2 separate regions of the Homo sapiens genome follow, and region 2 is linked to region 1. A link is a contact called in ENCODE Hi-C or POLR2A ChIA-PET data. All regions are on one chromosome and are shown on one strand. The core of a region is the stretch at or near the end of the contact, and the rest is flanking DNA. Distances in the headings are between cores, read along the strand shown.

Region 1 (6,580 bases), core at 1,924-4,423:
ATTTTTAAGTTTCGCTAGTCTTATCATCTGGGACACTGGAATTTTGTCTTGTTGGAATTGCTGATTAAACAAAATAATTCTTCAAAAGTGCTTAGCACAATGTTAGGTAAATAGTAAGCACTAAGTAAACATTGGCTTTATTATTATTAGGTGGTCCTATACTATGATTCCTCCTATTTATATCACGTGTGTCTTGCTGCATATTTAAGGACGCTCCCATCTATATGTTTGGACTAGTGCAATAGTAAAGCTGCCAGCTCAGGTGAAGAAAACCATTTAAAAATTTAAAGTTAAGCACATGATGGAAAATTCTTGAATATGTGGTGAGTTAGGTATAAAAAATATAGGGGGATTGTATTGTTGAATACAAAAAAGCCATTAGACTATTTTAAGAATGCTCTCTTCTGTCATTAGGGCTTGGTTATGAATAGTATATCACATGCATGAAAGGAGGTGGTGGCTAGTTTCATTTCCCTAAAACATGTTTCAATGGTAAATTAGAGGCAGCTGTGGTTTACTGACGCATAAACCCAGTGAGGTCTATGATAACTAGTATATATTTACAGTTTGACTCATGGTGCCTGTCAGGCTTTAATCATAGGGGAAGAAGTGATAGTACTTAGACTTCACTGTTTAATCTTCCGTTCATTTGTTTTCCAAGTTTGTTTCAGTCTGTGGGCAGGTTCCCTTTTGATTGCAACATGCAGTCCCTATTTCTGCAGTTTATCTTCATTTGCCATTTTGAGAGGGCTATGAAAGTCCTATGATAAGCTCCTTGTTCTCCAAATCCATGCATATAAGTCTCATCGAGTTGGATGCATTCTAAAGACATTTTGAAATCACATCAACACTTTCAGATCAGCAAGTTATTTCTTAATAAATTACTGTCTTAATGTTAGATGCTATTTTAAAAACACGAAAGAGAGCAGTTTCCAAATATGTGTTACTACTTCCAGGGAATTGTAAACTGGAGTGTTTAATTAAAAGAAGGCCCTAAATTTTTATTATGCTGTCACTGGATATTTGAATAACTAGCTGTAAATGAGTTCTAGTTGTACAAAAGTGATTTTCTAAATCCAGTTGTCCCTATTTCAAAATATAGTTCTAGTTCCTGGGTGAAACTGAAAATGAAATGGCCATGTCTTTATAACTAAAACAAATTAGAGGGTTGCAGCAATAAAATGAACCCACAGAGGGGAAAAAAACCCTTTGAATCAGGTTTTTATTTTCTTCTCCTGAACTGATTGGGTAATTTACTCAACTAATTTTGTCTAGTCATTAGGAAGTTAATACTCCATTCTATAATTTCCTTCCACTCAAGTGAGCAATACTGGTGCATATAATTTGGATTAAGAACATTCCTCTACTCTTACAAATATTTGGATATATGCCTTGAATATGCTTCCTCATTTAGGCCACAGAAATTTATTCAAAGACAAATCAATCAAAGATAATAACATTAACTACTATTTATTAAGCATCTCCTTCATGACAAGACTTTTTCCCATATTGAGATATAATTGACAATTGAAAATTGTACATATTTAAAGTGTACAACATGATGATTTGATATGCATATATATCCATGCATATATATCCATATCCATATCCATGCATATATATGGATATATATGCATATATATGCATATCAAATCATGTCGTACACTTTAAATATGTACATATTTCAATTATGCATATATATGCATATATCCATATCAAATCATATATATATAATATGCATATATATCATATACATATCCATCACCTCACATAGTTACCATTTTCTTTTGTTCTCTCTCTCTTTCTTCCTTCCTTTCTTTCCCTTCTTTTTTATTTTTTGGTGGTGAGAACACTTAAGATCCACCCTCTTAGCAAATTTCAAGTATATAATATAGTGTTGCTAATTGTAGTCACATCGTTGTAGAATACATCTCCAGAATTCATTCATTTGGATAACTGAAACTCTGTAACCCTTTTCCAATATCTCCCCATTCCTCTATCCCTCCAGCTCATGGCAACCAACATTCCACTCTCTGCTGTTCTAAGTTTGACTACTTTAGTTTTTACATATAAGTGAAATCAACACAGTATTTGTTTTTCTGTGTCTCGCTTAGTTTACTTAGCTTAATGTTCTTCAGGTTCATTCATGTTGTAAATGACAGGATTTCCTTTTGTTTTGAAGGCTGCATAATATTCTGTTGTATATGTATACCATATTTTCTTCATCCATTCATCTGTTGATGGACATTTAGGTTGTTTTCATATCTTGGCTATCATGAATAATGCTGCAATGAACGTAAGAGTAGAGATATCTCTTAGAAATCCTGATTTTCCTTTTTTTTTTCAGACAGTCTTGTCACCCAGGCTGAAGTGCAGTGGCATGATCTCGGCTCACTGCAACCTCCGCTTCTTGGGTTCAAGTGATTCTCCTGCCTCAACCTCTGGAGTAACTGGGATTATAGGCATATGTCACCATGCCCGGCTAATTTTCTTATTTTTAATAGAGATGGGGTTTCATCATGTTGGCCAGGCTGGTCTGGAACTCCTGACCTCAGGTGATCTGCCCGCCTCGGCCTCCCACAGTGCTGGGATTACAGGTGTGAGCCACCGTGCCTGGCCTATTTGATCATCTTTTACAGCTTAGGGAATTAAGGTTTAGATGTGGCACAGGACAGAAACATACTTTGAAGATAGGTCTGTTTGACTTCAAAACCTGTGCTCTTTGCCAGGTGCAGTGGCTCACGCCTGTAATCACAGCACTTTGCAAGGCCAAGGCAGGAGGATCACTTGAGGTCAGGAGTTTGAGACCAGCCTGGCCAATATGGCAAAACCCTGTTTCTATTAAAAATGCAAATATTAGCCAGTCATGGTGGTGTGCTCCTGTAATCCCAGCTACTTGGGAGGCTGAGGCACGAGAATCACCTGAATCCCGGAGGTGGAGGTTGCAGTGAGCTGAGATCGTGCCACTGCACTCCAGCCTGGGTGACAGAGTGATAGTCTATCTCAAAAAAAAAAAAAAAAACAAAAAACAAAAAACCCCCACAAAACCCACAAAACCAAACCAAAAAACCTGTGCTCCTTACTGTGCTCTCCTGCCTCTCAGTGCGAGATAAACAGAGTGGGCAAAATAGCCTATGATGTCATCATCCGCAAGGCCTGTTGCTACTGTGTGATGCCTGCTCCCTAGATGACCTCCTGGGGGGGTGAAGCGAGAGGAAATCTGGCACCAAGCTGGTTGAGGGGCAGAGCGAGAATGTCTGGGCTTCCCCCACCCAGCTTGGAATGTGAGTGATGCAAATCATCTCATCGAAGGCTCAACTGCAGCCAGGAGACTCCTCCAGTGATGATGAGAGTGTACAAATGAAGTGCAGGAGCGGGGGAGCCTTCACACACCTCCAGCCCTTCCTGCTTCTTGAAATACTCATATCCTCTGGCAGAGACTAGCTACAGAAATCCATGTCCACTTACTCACAGCCTGAAAGAAACCCACACAGTGGACCAGGAAGGTTGTTGCATGGTAATTAGAGCTACTATTGAATTTCTATTGTGCATCTTCTCAATTAGGCACAATTACCACATATAAGAAATGAGGAAATTAAGACTCAGAGGAATTAGGTGAATTGCCCAAGGTTATTACATAGCTTATACCTGGCCAACCAGGGTTTAAACATTGTTCTATATCCTAATCCAAGACCCATGTTCCTCTCACTACTCAGGTTTATTTCTTTCGCACAGGGATATTACAAAGTCATTATATTTCCTGATTATATTTTTGCTGCTGCTGTATGACCATCTCGTTTCTTGTCACTGACTTTATCCAAAAGCAAGAACATGGTATGGAATTTTGGGGGAAGCAGTTGAAATGAAGTGTTGGAATTTCAGAGCTTGCATTACTGGATTATGTGTGGATTGTTGTTTGTACTGCCTCTTTCTTCCTCCTGCTACCTCATATAGGTGCTTGATATCTGATTATTACAGTCTTTTTAGGGGTTCTTGAACATACTCACTTGTAGAAAAGTGCTGGTTAAAATCATAACAGGCAGACATTTGGGTTCTTATAGCCTTGCAATAAATGGAAGGAAGTAACTTTTGGGCTTATGAAAATGTATACTGCAAGGTTTTTCTTTCTTTCTTTCTTTCTTTCTTTCTTTCTTTCTTTCTTTCTTTCTTTCTTTCTTTTTCTTCCTTCCTTCCTTCTTCCTTCCTTCCTTTCTTCCTTTCTTCCTTCCTTCCTTCCTTTCTTCCTTTCTTCCCTTCTTTCTTTCTTTCTTGAGACAGGGTCTCGCTCCATCACCCAGGCTGGAGTGCTCACTGCAAGGATCCTCCTGCCTCAGCCTCCCAAGTAGCTAGGACTACAGGCATAGCCACCATGCCTGGCTAACTTTTCTTATTTTTTGTTTTATGTAGAGACAGTATCTTGCTGTGTTGCCTAGGCTGGTCTCAAACTCCTGGCTTCAAGGGATGCCCCCACCTTGGTCTTCCAAAATTCTGAGATTATAGGCACGACCCACCATGCCCAGTGGTTTTCTTAAAGTTCTCTGCAAGGTGTAGATAGTTTCATGAGTAAGATGATTAGTCAGTACAGTAGCAACATTAGGTAATTGGTTTTGCCATTTCGAGCTTGTAGCAAATTATCCATTCTTATATGACAAAGCCTATGGGACAACTGGAGGACTTGAACTGTTTCTCTTCAGTGCCCGTAAAGAAGGGACTGAAGCTTCATAAATCTAGTCCTTCACTCTCCTAGCTCTGATCCTGTCCTTTCTGTAAGTAATGATCATATTGCCTTCAGTAGGTGTTTGTCAAGTCTGTATTTTGTTTTAGAGACAGGAGCTCGCTTTGCTGCCCAGGCTGGACTCGAACTCCTGGGCTCACTTTATCCTCCTGCCTCAGCCTCTCTGAGTAGCTGGGACTACAAGCACTGCCATGGAGACCAATTTGTCAAGCATTTTAATACCATCTCATCACTGTAATGATCAACACATGTGATCTAAAAATCTTTTACATGGCAGTGGAAAGGGCTTGAGCCATCTCCGTATTAAAACCCAGGTGGTATCCTCATCCTTTAATCTTGAAATGTTGAAAGAGTTGATTAGCTGTCCTTGCTAGCTATCTCTAGGAAGGATAGCTAATAACTGTTTTGCTTTTGCTTTTGTGTGTGTGTGTGTATATATATTTATATGTATATATGTGTGTATATATATACAAAAGCAAAAGCAAGACAGTATTTGAAATTTGAAGACATTGATTCTCATAACCAGTCTATTTCAGGATTAAATCACATAACCACCAATCTCTGCCAACCCACTTTCCAGTAACCACCCCACCTCCAATTTCCTGTAAATAGCAAACACTCTGTAGTATTTCATCTACAGGGAGCACTGTTGAGTAGCTGGAGTAGTAACAGTATTTGCTTATTTTTTTACTTGAGAAGGCTTTTTGTTTGTTTTGAGATTGGTGTGTGTTGGGGGGGTCTCACTATGTTGCCCAAGCTGGATTTGAACCTCTGAGCTCAAACCTCCTGCCTCAGCCTCTTGAGTAACTGGGACTACAGATGCGTCACCACGTCTGGCTACTTGAGAAGTTTTACAATTTTTATGTTTTAAAAGCAGGAAAAGAAAAAAATCTAGGACTTGTCTCTGTCATAACATCATCCATAAAAAGTGATTTTAAGATGAAGATTTCTCCTAGAGAGATACAAGCTGGTGGATCTAGCATTCAGCTCTCACTTTCATTCAATATAGTTGTCATTTTAGACCCAAGCTTTCCCTAGAGATAGTGATTCCACCAGGGGAAGCAATATGTGAAGTTATTGCAAGAAACTTTTTGTGTGAAATTGTGACTGCTGCCAGAGATGTCATATGTTTTAGTTAACTTTCTTCCCAGGAACCAAGAAAATTTCCCAAGCCCCAGATAAATACAGCTGGAATGCTATTCAGAAGTCAGTAGCATGGGGCTGAAGAGAGAGACTGAATTTTACACACTCCATTTGTTTCTGGTTGAGATAAACCCTCTGTTCTATTTTGCTTACGGTAAAAATCCAATTCACTTTGAAAGTTGTAAAGCCCAAAGAACTCAAACAAATTTACAAGAAACAAACAACCCCATCAACAAGTGGCCGAAGGATATGAACAGACACGTCTCAGAAGAAGGCATTTATGGAGCCAACAGACACATGAAAAAATGCTCATCATCACTGGCCATCAGAGAAATGCAAATCAAAACCACAATGAGATACCATCTCACACCAGTTAGAATGGCGATCATTAATAAGTCAGGAAACAATAGGTGCTGGAGAGGATGTGGAGAAATAGGAACACTTTTACACTGTTGGTGGGACTGTAAACTAGTTCGACCATTGTGGAAGACAGTGTGGCGATTCCTCAGGGATCTAGAACTAGAAATTCCATTTGACCCAGCCATCCCATTACTGGGTATATACCCAAATGACTATAAATCATGCTGCTATAAAGACACATGCACACTCATGTTTATTGCAGCACTACTCACAATAGCAAAGACTTGGAACCAACCCAAATGTCCATCAATGATAGACTGGATTAAGAAAATGTGGCACATA
Region 2 (6,580 bases), core at 1,876-4,375, 53 kb after region 1:
TAATCTCAAGTACTTGCAAGTTAAAATTTTGAACCATCCTTGAGTTAAGCACTTAAAAAATCATCGCTTTTCTCTATAATTAACCTGGAGAAGTGCAATAGCAATGATAAAAATATCTGAAATCAGGAAAATGTGAAAATGAGATCAGTAAAGGGTATTTGTGGTTGACACCAATCTATCTCATAGGGAAAAATGGTTTTCCAGAGTCAGAGTCAGAATCAGTCAGTAGCACAACAACCTCCATATTCTTTTTTCTTCCCATGGGGAAAAGTCAAAACCACAGCTTCATCTCTTAGTTCTACCATCAGAAAAATTATGAACTTAAGTCTTTTGGCCAAGGGTCCCCTTTCAATTTTGAGTGAACATGAGAACTAATATTCTAGTCAGGAAACGTGTTTTTCAGTTCTGGATTGTGGGTGGAAGTAAAAGACAGAGGGATGGGTGTAAGGTGGTCCAGGAGAAGTGAGATGAAGACCCAGGCCAGAGTGTCAAGTTGACATCAGAGTGTGGGATGTATTTGTGTGGGTAGTAGGGACTGATGAGTCTGAGAGGGTTAGAGTTCAGACATTTAGACCAAACTGAAGGCTGCAGACGCAACCCAAGCATCTAGCCTACCCACCCAGCCGGGATTCCTTCCTTCCAGGATGCCCCTGGATTCAAAGTTGATTGGAGGATCAGTGGTGAGTGTCTTTTCCATAGTTCTTGGTAAGCAAATTGGTTTTTTTTTTTTTTTTTGGTGGAGTCGGGCTCTGTTGCCCAGGCTGGAGTGCAGTGGGGTGATCTTGGCTCACTGCAACCTGCACTTCCCGGGTAGCTGGGATTACAGGTGTATGCCACCACACCTGGCTAATTTTTGTATTTTTAGTGGAGATGGGGCTTCACTATGTTGGCCAGGGTGGTCTTCAACTCCTGACCTCAAGTGATCGGTCCCCCTCAGCCTCCCAAAGTGCTGGGATTATAGGCGTGAGCCACCACGCACCAGACCTCAGCAATGTTAAAGGAGGTGAGTAAACAATAATGAAAGAGCTGTTAGAAGTCCAACAGCTCTATAGGCATGAAATATATCCTACTAAACAGGCAAAGCCTCTGCCTGCAAGAGATTTAGAGTAAAATATGGCAGATGTGAGAGACCAACATGCAATCAGCAGAAAATTGATACTTAGAAGAGTTGTACAGAGGTATAGGTGGGTGCAAGCACATATGTCTAGAAAGGCCACAGTTCAGGTTCTTTACAAATAGCACATCGTAATGTAATTGTCCCACACATTGCGGTTAGTCACAGTTTTGATCTGAAAGGTCAAATGGAACTAAAAAACAAAAACAAAACCAAGCCCGTGACCTAACACAATTCTGTTAAATGTTCTTTGACCAGGAGCATTCATACACGATGCAGTGATGTAGCCTATTACTCACAATTTATTCTTTGAACAAGGAGAGGGCAGAGAACTTGTCCTCCCTTACAACCTTGGCAGGAAAACACTAAGTCGTGCTATGCTCTTCTTAAAGTGACTTCCTGAAGAATAAAACCAAATCCAAAAACAGCACTGTGGCTCAGGCCATTTTTGTCTGGCATTACCCATATAATATTATGCTAATTCTAATCTGCAACACAGATTACATTAGCAAGATGTAGCAAGAAGCAATCAATGTTTATAAAGTGTGTTTTCTTTTTAGCCCCACCTGACACTGTGCCCCAGAGGTTGCATAAACCTGTAGGTCGAACATTAGAGATGGTTTAATATGCTGCCGGAATGCTGAAGCTCTGCATTATAGTGCTATTGTTAAGCCCAGATATTATGCAATGGCTCCCATAATTTTCCCGTACCTCATAAAGTGACTTTGTAAATATGCTTAACATTTTTTTGACCATCCCAAAGTGTATCCAGATAATAATGTGAATGCATTCCTTGTTTCACATCTAAGGTACAAATCTTTCGATTTTTTTTCTTACAGTTTAATTTTCACTGTGGTAAAGAACATATAACATGAAATTTACCACCTTAACCATTTTCATGTGAAGTCTTTAGATTTTAAAGCTAATCTGGGAAAGGGCAACTTTCACAGCTGAGGGAGTACATGCTGGTTTTATTCAAGCACTTTAAACTGTGCCTGAAACATAGTAGGCTCTCAACAAATGTATATTTTTAAATGACTGAACGAATAAAACACAATTAGGGTATACAGTGTAAAAATTCCCTGCATACTCCACCCTCACAGTAGGACAGGTTGTATGAACCAATCACCCTTTTTCTGACTTCTTTGGTAATGAATGACTCATGAGGCTTAAGTAAACTGTGTGTTTTGTGACCACAGATCAGAATTTTGTGTGCATGAAGCTAATTGGCACAAAAGTATCAAATCTGTGATTTCTAAGAGCATTTAGTACCTGCCAGATACACTTGATTAAATGGGATTGTGCTTCTTTAATCATCAGCCACTCCTCAATTCTTGTGTAATCAAACCAACCTCAAAGTGTGGGATGCTGGGACTAATATGGAGGACAGGGAAGGGGACAGGGCAGAGTCTGAGAAGGCGGGCTAGCATCAGAGAGCAGAGAGGTAGACTGAGCAGAAGGTCTCAGTTAACATGGAAACATCTCAGACAGTAGCTTTCTGTTAGAACTGCCTGAGAAGCTGTAAAAACTACCTTATTCCTGAGCCTTTTTCCAGATCAATTAAATTAAAATCTCTTGGGTGGTGGGAAGTAGCGGAGTCAAAACACAGGTATTTTAAATGCTCTATCAGGCGATTCTGAAGCGTGACCTTGATCAAGAACCCTGTTCTGGGTTGTTCAGTTAGTTCTTTATTTGAATAGAGTGAGATGGATTCAACCTGTGAAAACCAATTCAGTGGATAACAGTGGTTTCCAAACTTCTCTACACATTGGAACCATCTGGGGAGCTTCAAAAGCCACCTATGCCTGGGCCCCACCCCAGAGACTGCAATTAAGTGGGTCTGGGGTGTAGCCTGGGCTACAGAATTTTAAAAACATCCCTAGATGATTCTAGTATATAGACAGGAAAGGATAAGGTAAACATGATGCATGATGGATGCACTGGATAACAATAAGTTAACTTAAGCATACCATGAGAATGACCCTACGGTCTAAGAAGAATGTGTGTTAGGAGTTCCGAGCTCAGGAATCCGGAAGTGACCAACCTGGCGATTCATTCCTTATATATGAGGAACATCTGAACCCCCAGGCCATACAGGGGATTATTGAGGCCCTTTGTTTTTGGTTAAATGAAGGTTGCCAAGTGGAGGTTACTAAGGAAAAAGTGCTAAGTGAAAACGCGACACAAGCTGCATGCTTTTTACAAACAGTAGCAGTTCTCCTGTTCAGCCTGCTACCATTGGACCACCCCGTATGTAAGTCCCCTCAATAAACCCTCTGTCTTGTTCACTGGCTCTAGGTCTAACTCACTGGCCTCTCATACATGGTACTGTCCCTTTTGAAGTCAGTAGGGGTCGGGGATGACACATGGTTAGAAATGCAGGATCTTTAGCTCCATCCTAGGTTTACTAAACCAGAACCTGCTTTAAAAATCCTTGTGGTGGTAAAATACCCATACCAAAGTTTACCATCTTAACCATTTTAAGTATATAGTTCACTATTGTTAAGCACATTCACATTATTGTGCAACCAATCTCCAGAACACTTTTCATGTTGCAAAAGTGAAACTCTATACCCACTAAACAACATGTCCCTTTCCCTGCAGATCCTGGCAACCACCGTTCTACTTTGTCTTTATAAATCTGACTATTCCAGGTACCTATGTAAGTGAAATAATACAGTATTTGTCTTTTTGTGGCTGGCTTATTCCACTTAGCACAATATCCTCAAGGTTCATCCATGTTGTAACATGTGTCAGAATTTCTGTCCTTTTAAAGACGGAATTATATTCCATTGTATGTATATACAACAGTTTGTTTATCCCTTCACCTATTGATGTGCATTTGGGTTGCTTCCACCTCTTGGCTATTGTGAATAGTGCTGCAATAAACATGGGTATTATATCTCTTTAAGACCCTGCTTTCAATTTTTGTGTATACCCAGAAATGGAATTAAGGAATCATATGGTAATTCTATGTTTAATTTTTTGAGGAACTACCACTCTGTTTTCGATAGCAACTACACTATTTTACATTCCCATCAATAGTACACAAGGGTTCCAACTTCTCTGCATGCTCATCAACACTTCTTATTTTCTGTTAAAACAATTTTTTAAAATAGTAGCCGCCCTGCACTTTAACCAGTTCTCCAGGTGGTCATATTTGGTTGAAGTTGGGAAGCTGCTTTACAGCCCAGGCTGGTTTTCTGGCTGGCACAATGCCTCCCTCACTGCACATTCTCCCATATTTAATAGCACTGATTATGGCATTGCCTTCCCAATGTTTGTTTGGCTTTTTATTTTTACATAAATAACCACTATGACTTGAGCCTGCTCAATCTCCATTCTTTGCACTTGGGCTCAGATCTAGTGGGTTGATTTTAATCACAGCTGAGTGATGTGAGTAATTTGCCCACACATTGGGAAAGCTGAGTTCTGCTTCTGAGGTCCGAGCTGGTCCAGTCTCTACAAAGAGACGATAAAAAGGAACAGTTCAAGTAGCACAAAATAACGAAAAGGAAGCCCAACCTTTACAGTTGCAAAACAATTTTAAAAGGAATCAAGACTGGAATGCCTAGCAACATTTCTTGAAACCCCTTCCTTCTCTCCAAATCTCTCCAATCAAATCTCTCCAATCACAGTGCCCTGGAGCCTTTCCTACTTCTACTCTTCCGTCTTTTCTCTCCCCTTCCTCTCCTTCTTGGTACATCTGCCCAATCTCCCTGCATAGCAGGCCCCCTCCTTAGGTCTTTACCTTTTCATTCTCCAGGACTGCAACCCAAAGTCCTGGAAGTGTCCAGGAAAGCTGCATACTCCCCTGATGGCCAGGGAGGCACCAGCAGGCAGGGAAAGATAGCATTTACTATGTTGGAGAAAAGGTGGGGACTGGAAGCCCTTATCTGCTAATGGCTGGCTTGTGTATTTGTCTTCTCTGCTGAACTGTGAGTTTCTTGTGAACTCCTTGTCTTACCCCATGTGTATCTTTCACCATAGTCCAGTTTCTGATCCATGGTATATGTTCAGGTGTGTGTGACAGTTAACTTCTCAGTGACCCATGAAACTCAGCTTCCAGCATCACCTAAGGATTATTTGTTCCCTTCTTCCCCTGATGCCATAGAAATAAAGCTTTGGCCAGGTGCTGTGGCTCACGCCTGTAATCCTAGCACTTTGGGAGGCTGAGGTGGGTGGATCGCTTGAGTCTAGGAGTTTGAGACCAGTCTGGGCAACATGGTGAAACCTCGTTTCTACAAAAAATACAAAAATCAGCCAGGCATGGTGGCGCATGCCTGTAGTCCCAGCTATTCAGGAAGCTGAGGCGAGAGGAGCGCTTGAGCCCTGGGAGGTGGAGGCTGCAGCGAGCCACGATTGTGCTACTGCACTCCAGCCTGGGTGACAGAGTGAGACCCCGTCTCAAAAAAAAAAAAAAAAGGAAAAAAGAAAGCTTCTCAAGGGCCCCAGTTGCTCTTGCAGTCTCCAGCATGTAGGTGACATTCTCACCAGGATTCCTTGATGAGGTGAGAATATTTTGAAAATCCAGAAACCAGCAGGTCCCTTTGGAAGTGATATTTCACTACTGCCTTCTCATCCCTAAAATCAATGCTTGTTTCTGGCCCAGAGCTGGGTACAGATCATCTTTCTTATTTGTAAACAGTATATGCTCTAAATCAGTTCATCACTATATACCTCTGCTCCTAATGACAGATGGCAGCTTTTCCTTGTTTTTCCTGCTTTAGGACACAGACATTAATCTGTGGACTAAACATTATGGAAAGTGCACTGACCGTCCTCCATAGCACATGTGTGACCTTGTCCTGTGGTCCTCAGGAAGCTGGGCCCTAGGAAATAACTTTAACATTCACCAGCAGAGGAAGCTGTCAATATTGCACTGTTTGCTTAACTTGTAACATTGATCTTCTGTGGCTCTGGGCATAACATAATAAGGAAAATACCACAACTTACTACAGCAAGTCAATGGGCTGATAAGATAAACGCTGTTATGTTTCAAAATTGTGCCAAGTTTATGTTGATAAAGTGACTTTCTTCTGGGAATCTAAAAAACAGTGCCTATGGTTCTAATCCTGTATGACTTTAACTTTGTCTTATATTTACATAAGACAGGAAATTGGCCCAAGATGACCTCATTCATCTTTATAACTCTTCTCCTGAAGGAATTTATAGTGAGGGTAGTGTTATTATTTTTTCACTACAGAGGTGTAGAGAGCTTAAGCTTTCAGTCAAACTAACAAATTCAGTATTGGTTCTAGAACCAAGAGAAAAGGAATAGGTCTGCGGCTACGGCTACATTAATAATAACAACAAACAAACTTTAAAAACTGCTATTGTATGGTAAGAATGAGGACATTTTTAAAATCAAAGACAGTTGAGTCTCAGACTAAATCTATTCAGTGCTATTGGTTAGAATTGACTTGTCAGTTCCATAGAACAACTTTGTCATTCAGCCTAACCATC

What was found. A loop is a pair of places that touch in the nucleus more often than their neighbours do. ChIA-PET counts read pairs that join two places held with the same protein, here RNA polymerase II (POLR2A). Pooled maps may share reads with other maps.
Region 2: a loop to region 1 is called in a map of PC-9, with 11 times the contacts of the local background. The contact joins two enhancer-like sites. A Hi-C loop is called at or near these places in 2 of 168 maps with a recorded cell type or tissue (HepG2 and PC-9), 1 of 37 single-sample maps with no recorded cell type and 9 of 50 pooled maps. POLR2A ChIA-PET finds 5 or more read pairs at or near these places in 5 of 52 experiments (GM12878, H1, HepG2 and 2 more).

What each region holds. Positions count from the first base shown.
Region 1 is chr2:39,491,763-39,498,342 of GRCh38, forward strand. All of the region lies in intron 3 of MAP4K3-DT (MAP4K3 divergent transcript), which reads left to right. Among named protein-coding and RNA genes, the nearest start is that of MAP4K3-DT, 58 kb to the left of the region's middle. Within about 2 kb of position 3,174, at least 6 of the 41 ENCODE cell types and tissues checked have a DNase peak (open chromatin) inside an H3K27ac peak, as active enhancers do.
Region 2 is chr2:39,544,851-39,551,430 of GRCh38, forward strand. The region is part of intron 5 of MAP4K3-DT (MAP4K3 divergent transcript); the gene reads left to right. Among named protein-coding and RNA genes, the nearest start is that of MAP4K3-DT, 110 kb to the left of the region's middle. Within about 2 kb of position 3,126, at least 3 of the 41 ENCODE cell types and tissues checked have a DNase peak (open chromatin) inside an H3K27ac peak, as active enhancers do.